Linked DNA regions of Homo sapiens: region 1 is linked to region 2. The links are chromatin loops, found by intact Hi-C in ENCODE. Cell type or tissue: Calu3. All regions are shown on one strand. Links, peaks and the distances in the headings refer to the core of each region. The heading gives the core; the rest is flanking DNA. Region 1 overlaps EAF2 (ELL associated factor 2). Region 2 overlaps SLC15A2 (solute carrier family 15 member 2).

Region 1 (4,407 bases), core at 95-4,094, 60 kb after region 2:
AAGAGAGAAGTTGTAAGTCTAATGCAGTCTCTCATGTAAGAAATAATGTTGGCTTTGACTCAGGTAGTCTGGGGGAGGTGAGGCTAAGTGGTCAGATTCATAATGTACTTTGAAGACAGAGTTTATAGGACTAATTAAAACATTGAATTTAGGGTACAAGAGAAAGAAGTGAAGAATGACCCCAAGGTTTTTGTTGTGAACAACTGGATAAATCATTTACTGAGTTATCATTTACTGAGATGAGAAACACCAGAGGAACATGGTTGTAGAAGAAAAATCACAAGTTCAATTTTCATGTGGTAAATTTGAGATACCTAGTAAATACCCAAATATATATGGTACTGGCAGTTGGATATACAAGTCTGGAGCTAAAGGTAGAGGCTGGACCTAGAAATAAAGATTTGAGAGTCATTGATCGTACAGGTTTATCTGAAGCAAACAGACTGAATGAAATCACTTAGGTAGTAAATTACAATGGTTAAAAAAATTCTTATATTTTTTAACTAATCCGCAATCAAAAAAGCTGGCATGTTTTGAAATCAATACCTAATTTAAGAAGAATAGTTTTTAGGCCACGTATAAATTATAAGATGTTTCAGTCTTTTGCATGAACTGCAGAACTGATAACATCATTTGATAAAGAAATCTGCGAGGTCGGGCACGCGGTGGCTCACGCCTGTAATCCCAGCACTTCGGGAGGCTGAGGTGGGCGGATCATGAGGTCAAGAGATTGAGACCATCCTGGCCAACATGGTGAAACCCCGTCTCTACTAAAAATACAAAATTAGCTGGGCATGGTGGCACATGCCTGTAGTCCCAGCTACTCGGGAGGCTGAGGCAGGAGAATCACTTGAACCTAGGAGGTGGAGGTTGCAGTAAGCCGAGATCACGCCACTGCACTCCAGCCTGGCGACAGAGTGAAACTCCTTCTCAAAAAAAAAAATAAATAAATAAATAAGAAAATCTGCTAAAACTTCTTCTGTGCATCTGGTTCTCATGACCATCTCATCACTTTCATTTCTTTTTTTTTTTTTTTTTGAGATGGAGTTTCACTCTTGTCACCCAGGCTAGAGCACAGTGGCGCTATCTCAGCTCACTGCACCCTCTGCCTCCCTGGTTCAAGTGATTCTCCTGCCTCAGCCTCCCGAGTAGCTGGGATTACAGGCATGCGCCACCATGCCTGGCTAATTTTTTTGTATTTTTAGTAGAGTCAGGGTTTCACCATGTTGGCCAGGCTGGTCTCGAACTCCTGATCTCAGGTGAATCACCTGCCTTGGCCTCCCAAAGTGCTGAGATTACAGGCATGAGCCACCTTGCCTGATGCATTTCATAATTTTCAAGGATTAAGTTTCCACTTACAGAACTATTATATGACATAAGAATGTTATATGATGCCTGTAATATGAGTTTTTCAAGCGACACAAACCCAAACGTACTCAGAGTTCCATTTTGCCTTTCTAGACTTTATGCTGTCAAGGTTAGGAAATATTCAGTCAAGTTTTGAAGATATAAGATTAGCCTTTGATTATGAGTTGCTTAGTAAAGAAAATATGTTTTCAATCATAGCTGTAATTATGACTCAGAAAAAGAGAGTTTACCCATAGAAATATATTCAGGCATTTAAATCAATAGTTATCACTGAGAGTAGTACTGCCCCCCAGGGGATGATACAGAAATTTACATGAGGGGTTGCTTGTCCTGTTGGCTGTAGATTGCTAATAGCATTTAGTGGGAGGGGAGTTTAGGAATGCTAAATGTCTTGCAATGGATGAACCAGTCTTGCACAATAAAGAACTCTTCTACATTCTGTGAAATTTTTGAAAGTCGGGTGGAATATGTACTTGGAAGATCTGTTTATAAATTTAAAACCAGAGCTGAAATACATTTTCATAAATTCCAAGTATTGTTTTGCACATATTTAATTGAAACTTACAAGTATGCAGCTATCATGTAAACTGAAGATGATTTTGTTTTGTATTTTTTAAAAACTTTTCAAAAATTTTCTTTTAAAAATAGTTTGGGGCAACACATTAGTAACATCAATGCTGCTCATTGTATTTGGAGCAGCAATACGCATAACAATAGTTGTCTGTATAGGCAGCTGTAGACGCAATTTTTTAATATATATGCATATACTTTTCTAGTCCTTATTTCTACAGGTTAAATAAAAAGAAAAATTGTTGATAATATGAGTTGAATGTTGTTTTGTTTTTCTTAAATCCAAATCTATGCATTAAAAGTAACTGCAAAAACATGGTTACTTCATTGTATCTTCTGATATAGCTATTCTTTAACATTTACAAAGTTAGAACACATATTATTATAAATTTGTTTTTCTTTTGCCTTTATATTAAATTAAATTAATGCTTTTCAAAGATGTATGTACACAGATTATATTAAGCTATGAAATTCATTTCAAAATAGTAAAGGAGAATTAAAAATATCTGTTACAAAAGGGGGTGTTGGGTCTCATAAAGCTGAGCAATGGGATGATTGCAGTAATGGTCAGAGATGGTTTATTTCATTAGGAAACTCCTAGTTTAGATACATCAGGAAAAGAAATTTCACTATTTTTACTTAAAAAAAAAAAACCACCACCTCCCAAGTGGTTATTACTGATAGACAAAAACACTACGGACTTTACTTTCGCATATATCTTTTGCATCTAGTAATCTTTCCAAATTATTTTATTAGTTCTATCGTTTGCTGATTCTTTTGGATTTCCTATGTAGATAATTTACATTCCTACAAATTAAGAGTATTTTATTTCTTGTTTCCAATTCTTATATCATATTTCTTTTACTTGTTTTATTGTATTTGCTAGCAAATTCAATAGAGTGCTCAACAGAAATAACATTAGTCCTCTTTGTCTTGTTCCTGAATTTAACGGGAATGCTCCTAAAGTCTCTATTAGTATGATGTTTGTAGGAGTTCTGTTTTTTGGTAATTAACTTTTATAAAGCTAAGAAAATCCTATTATATTCATCCTTTGGTAAATGTTTTTATTTATTTTACTTTTTTTTTTTTTTTGAGACAGAGTCTCACTCTGTCCCTCAGGCTGGAGTGCAGTGACATGATCTCAGCTTACTGTAACCTCCACCTCCTGGGTTTGAGCAATTCTCATGCCTCAGCCTCCTGAGTAGCTGGGATTATGGGTGTGTACCAGCATGCCTGGCTAATTTTTGTATTTTTAGTAGAGACAGGGTTTCATCATGTTGCTCAGGCTGGTCTTGAACTCCTGGCCTCAAGTGACCCACCTGCCTCGTCCTCCCAAAGTGCTGGGATTACAAGTGTGAACTACCATGCCCAGCCTCAAGTACATGTTTTCAAATTAATAAATACTGAATTTTGTCAAGTTATTCATTTGTTGAAATGATCATATGGGTTTACTTCTATAATCTGTTAATGTGGTGAATTAGATTGATACCATTTCATATGTTTAACATTTCTTACATTTCTGTGATGACCCTTATTTGGTTGTGATTTGGTAAATTATACTTTTTCTACAAAACCATCCGTTCCTATGTCAAATTTACTGGAATAAATTTTTTAATAAAATTATAATTAAGGCTGGGTGCATTGGCTCACACCTGCAATCACGGCACTTTGGGAGACTGAGGTGGGTGGATTGCCTGAGCTCAGGAGTTCGAGACCAGCCTGGGCAACACAATGAAACCCCATCTCTACTAAAATACAAAAAAATTAGCCGGGTGTGGCAGCATGCGCCTGTAGTACCAGCTACTTGGGAGGCTGAGGCAGAAGAATTGCTTGAACCTGGGAGGCAGAGGTTGCAGTGAGTTGAGATTGTGCCACTGGACTCCAGCCTGGGCAACAGAGTAAGACTCTGTCTCCAAAAAATAATAATAATAATACTAATTTTTTAAAAATAACCAATTGGAAAACCTAATGATAATTGATAAATTTGTGGACATATACCACCTACCAAGATTGAACCAAGAAAAAATAGAAAACATGAACAGGTCAAGTACAAGTAATAAGACTGAATCAGTAATAAAAAGTCTCCCATCAAAAAAAAGTTCAGGACCTGATGGCTTCAATACTGAATTCTACCAAACATTTAAAGAATAAATACCAATTCTTCTCAAATTCTTCCGGAAAACTGAAGAGGTGAGAATTCTTCCAAACTCATTCTATGAGGCCAGCATTACCCTGTTACTGAAACCAGACAAGGACACAACTATAGGTCAATGTCTCTGATGCAAATACATGCAAAAATCCTCAACAAATAGTAGCAAACCAAATCCAACAGCACATTAAAAGGATCATTCACCATGATAAGTGGGATTTATCCCAGAGATGTAAGAATGGTTCAACATACCCAAATCAATAAATGTGAAATATCACACCAACATAATGAAGGACAAAAACCATATGATTATCTCAATA
Region 2 (4,407 bases), core at 322-4,321:
GCTTTAAATACCATATATATGCTGATGATTCTCAAGTTTATGTTTCTAGCTCCAACCTCTTACCTGATCTTCAGACTCATATATGAAACTGCTAACTTAATGTCTCTAATTGGATATCCATTAGCATGGGTAGAAGCTCAACATGTCCAAAACAAAACTCATACCAGAAAACTTTTCTTATCCTAGTCTTTGCTATTTCTAGAAAATTGCATCCTGATTCATCCTTACTACTTAGGACCAAATCTAGGAGTGAGCTTTTTTCTTTCTTTCTTTTTCTTTTCTTTTTCCTTCCTTCCTTCCTTCCTTCCTTGCTTCCTTCCTTCCTTCCTTCCTTTCTCTCTCTCTCTCCACCCCCCACCGCTTCTTTCATTTTGAGACAGGGTCCTATTGTCCAGGCTGGAGTACAGTGGTGTGATCATAGCTCATTGCAGCTTTAAGCACCTGGGCTCAAGGGATTGTTCTGCCTCAGCCTCCTGAGAAGCTGGGGTTGCAGGTGCACACCACCACACCCGGCTAATTTTTTTATTTTTATTTCTTGTAGAGAGGGGGTCTCATTATGTTGCCTAGAGTGGTCTTGAACTCCCGGCTTCAAAGAATCTTCCTGCCTTATCCTTGCAAAGAATTGAGATTACAGGTGTAAGGCACCACATCTGGCGCATTTCTTTCTTTTAAATTGTGTATCCAAACTACACTCAAATCTTGTCAGTTCTAGCTTAAAGTTTAATTCCAAGTCAAACCATTTCTCTCCACCTCCACTACTATCACCTTGTCCAAGTCACTACCATCTATTGCCTGAACTATTGCAAAAGCCTCCTAACTTAACTCCTTACTTCTTTTCCTTCCTGACTATAGATAATTCTCCCCTTAGCAGCCAAAGTGATCTTAAATGATCACATTATGTCACTCTCATGTTCTAAACTTCCAATGGTTTAACATGTCACTTAGAATAACATCAAAATGTCTTACAATGGTGACAGTCATATATGTCCATATATAGTCAGAGTCTTTAATATGCAAATGTTAAGAAAAACTCTATATTGCAGTTTCAGTCAATGACAGACCAAATATGTGATGGTGGTCCCATTAGATTATAATACTGCATTTATACCTCTTTTCCAATTTGTGTGTCCACATTTTTTCAAATGAATTATGTCATTCACTTTTTAAAAAATTGATACATAACAGATATAGACATTTTCAGAGCACATATGAATAATTTGATACATCTATATAATGTGTAAAGTTTTTTGTACCGTTTCTATGTTTAGATATGTTTAAGTATAAAAATACCATTGTGTTACAATTGCCTACAGCATTTAATACAGTAACATGCTGTGCAGGTTTGTAGCCTAGGAGAAACAGTCTACACCATATAGCTGGAGAAACAGTCTATACCATATAACTTAGATGTGTAGTAGGCTATACCATAGGTTTGTGTAAGTACACTCTATGATGTTTGCATAATGACAAAATTGCCTAACAATGCATTCCTCAAATGTATCCCTGTCATTAAGTGATAAGTGCTAGAATGTAAGCCCACATTATGATGTAGTTTCCAAAAACAACTCATGTTACCTTACACTGCATTAACAGAAGTGCATTGTTTGAAGAAAGGCAGGTGCTAGTTCTTCCAGTCAGACTACTTTGGAATGTTATATTTGACTCCAGGCACTTCATATTAAGATATCTTAATATTAATTGCTGTATTTCAGATAAAGAATGTTTTTCAGAAGACAGAAAGTAGGATGGTAAAAGGACAAATTATGCCTGGTGAGGAACCATTACAGGAACCGAGAATCTTTACCTTGAATACTTGATGATTAGGGAAGAGCCATGAAAGTTCTCCCCAAATAGCTAAACATCTGCCACATGAAAAAGGGGGTATACATATTCTTTTCTTTTTTTTTTTAGATGAAGTCTCACTCTTGTCCCCCAGGCTAGAGTGTGATGGCGTGATCTCGGCTCATTGCAACCTCTGCCTCCCGGGTTCAAGCAATTCTTCTGCTTCAGCCTCCCGAGTAGCTGGGATTACAGGCACCTGCCATCACACCTGGCTAATTTTTGTACTTTTAGTAGAGACACGGTTTCACCATGTTGGCCAGGCTGGTCTCGAACTCCTGACCTCAGGTGATCCACCTGTCTCAGCCTCCCAAAGTGCTGGGATTACAGGCATGAGCCACTGTGCCTGGCCGGCTGTTATACTTATTCTTGTTAGCTACAGGGGAAAAAAAACAATGGTAGGAGGTTTCAGAGAGGAAGCTCAGCACTTACAAGGAAGAACTGCTCAACAGTTTTTTCCAAACCAATGTTCTGCAGCGTACATGTTAATTTAAACAAGGTATCTTGTGTCTTTACTGCAGGATATCTCAGAGTCTTTAATATGCAAATGTTAAGAAAAGGATACAGTATGCCACATTTCCCAAACTTATTTGTCCATAGACACTTCTATTTACAGAACTGTGTTAATGTCTCTTGAAACAATGGTCATAGAACAGTTTGGGTTAAAGCTATTTAAAAATGAACAGGCTGTCTTCTAAAGGAGTAGGGTCAGGTTCACATCAAGATATCTGGAAAAACTGGTTGGTCTGGCTGCCGCTCTTATATTTCTGAAATGCTTGTCATTAAAACTGAAGTATATAAAGTTTGGGCACTTAGAGCAATTTCTCTTACCTGTTAACAGTAACATTATCTGTTAATATTAACAGGTGCCTGTTAACATGAACATTGTTACGTATTAACATTAACAGTATGAGACCCAACACTGTTCTACATGAGAATAATGTTTTAAAACCAATGGAAATGAAGCTCTCTAGAACAGTGATTCTGAACTTTTTTCCTAGTAACACACTGCACAGTCGTGCCATTCCCGTGTCTGTCCTCTGATTCATTCATTGTGTATGAGGTAATGTTTCTCAATTTTTTTTCATGACCATACACATACACAAACAAAACCCTCATGCTCTACCATCCCTACTCCCACAAATTTTGATAGGAACCTCACATAGGACCATGCTCCTCTATTGACATTTCCATTTTAGAACCTCAAACCTAGAGCATTAATGTAACTTTTTTTGAATAAAAAGAAAATTTCTAGGCTTCAAGGCAGAAATGGTATTTAAAACTTATGGGAAAAGTAAATCAGGAAAACAACATCAAAAAGGAACTACTTTGATATTTTTGAGGCTAAATGGAAACATTAATAAAGGAAGTTGGACTTATAGAAACATTGTTGTTATTGAATATTTGCTGCAATAAGCAAGACAAGGTGTAATAATAAGAAAAAGCTGGATCAGCAAGGTTGACAAGACAAGGTTGCAAATTATAATTATTGTTTATACAACTGTTCACTGAAGGGCATAGACCAGCGCCATAGAGGCTAAGAAGAATGTACTCTGTAAAAGAATGACTGGCTCTTCAGGATTTCTACAACTTACACCTGTTCCTGTTCTCCAGAACAATGTTTACTAATGCTTACTATCTCTAATCTGGTTTCCATGATCTATCCATACTGAGAAAGGAGGGTTTGGATAAGTAAATAAAATACTATCATAATCAGAGAGATATAACTTCTCCTGTGTTTTAATAAAATGGCATTCTGCTTCCTACCATCTATATTGACAAATTTACTAAAGTCATATCAAACCTAGAGAGCTGACAAGCCAGGCCCTGGCTGGACCAGATCACATCATACATACCAATTCTTGAGGCCCCTGTGAATAGCATAATTACATTGCTTATAAAAAAAAAAACTTGAAATACCATTTCTTTGTTATTCTGCAATTTTGCCTCTAAATCAGCACCTCAAAAATTAGGGCCATCAGTCCTAAATGGCAGTTACCTATAAAGGAATTCCCATAACTTTGCATACCCACAGAGAATGATCTCCATTATACGTGTGTATTTTCATGGTCATTTGGAGACACCAGGCCAGCTCCAGCAACACTGCACAAGTTTTAATGAGTTCACTGATGGACGGGCAGACATAGAGTCTCTGGGGCCTTGTTTAAAGATGTACTGGAAAACCAGTCCTGGAACTTCTGTCATTGGAGAAAGGTGGAGGAGATCAGCTCTGATATGCTGCTATCTCTCTTGTCTAATCCAGTAGAAGAAAAAAAATGCTTCAAGACAGGGCCAGGAATTGGGGTCAGGACAGAATCTAGGGAGTCATCAGAGTTTTGTCTTCTTGGTCTCTAGTTTGATCATGTTCCCCTGGATGTGAGGAATGTGCTTATCTGCTGGACCCCGCATATCCTCTGTCTTTACAGGAACATAGTAGTAGCCCATGATGGAGAAGATCAGGCAGATCACCAGCAGGAGGCAGGAAAACAAAATGAATTCGGCCCACTGCAGGGGGAAATAAATATGAGAAGAATATGGAGAAACCTGAAACTAAAGAGATCTTTACAG

What was found. Hi-C counts contacts between places; a loop is a spot of excess contacts. Peaks named below come from ENCODE experiments on the same cell type or tissue, not always from the same donor. Only the 100,000 strongest peaks of a DNase experiment are listed, where the experiment ranks them.
Region 1: it touches region 2 in a loop (2.1-fold over the local background); 2 of 110 quality-filtered maps call a loop at or near these places.

What each region holds. Positions count from the first base shown.
Region 1 is chr3:121,880,972-121,885,378 of GRCh38, reverse strand. The region is part of intron 5 of EAF2 (ELL associated factor 2); the gene reads right to left. Among named protein-coding and RNA genes, the nearest start is that of SLC15A2, 11 kb to the left of the region's middle. In Calu3, for the core only: a CTCF peak has its summit at 1,646 (motif pointing left); a DNase peak (open chromatin) is centred at 1,668.
Region 2 is chr3:121,940,768-121,945,174 of GRCh38, reverse strand. SLC15A2 (solute carrier family 15 member 2) reads right to left here. Exons shown (of 22, transcript NM_021082.4): 22 at 987-4,344. The coding sequence ends at 4,168. Among named protein-coding and RNA genes, the nearest start is that of SLC15A2, 49 kb to the right of the region's middle. In Calu3, for the core only: no CTCF peak of the experiment used is centred there; a DNase peak (open chromatin) is centred at 2,584.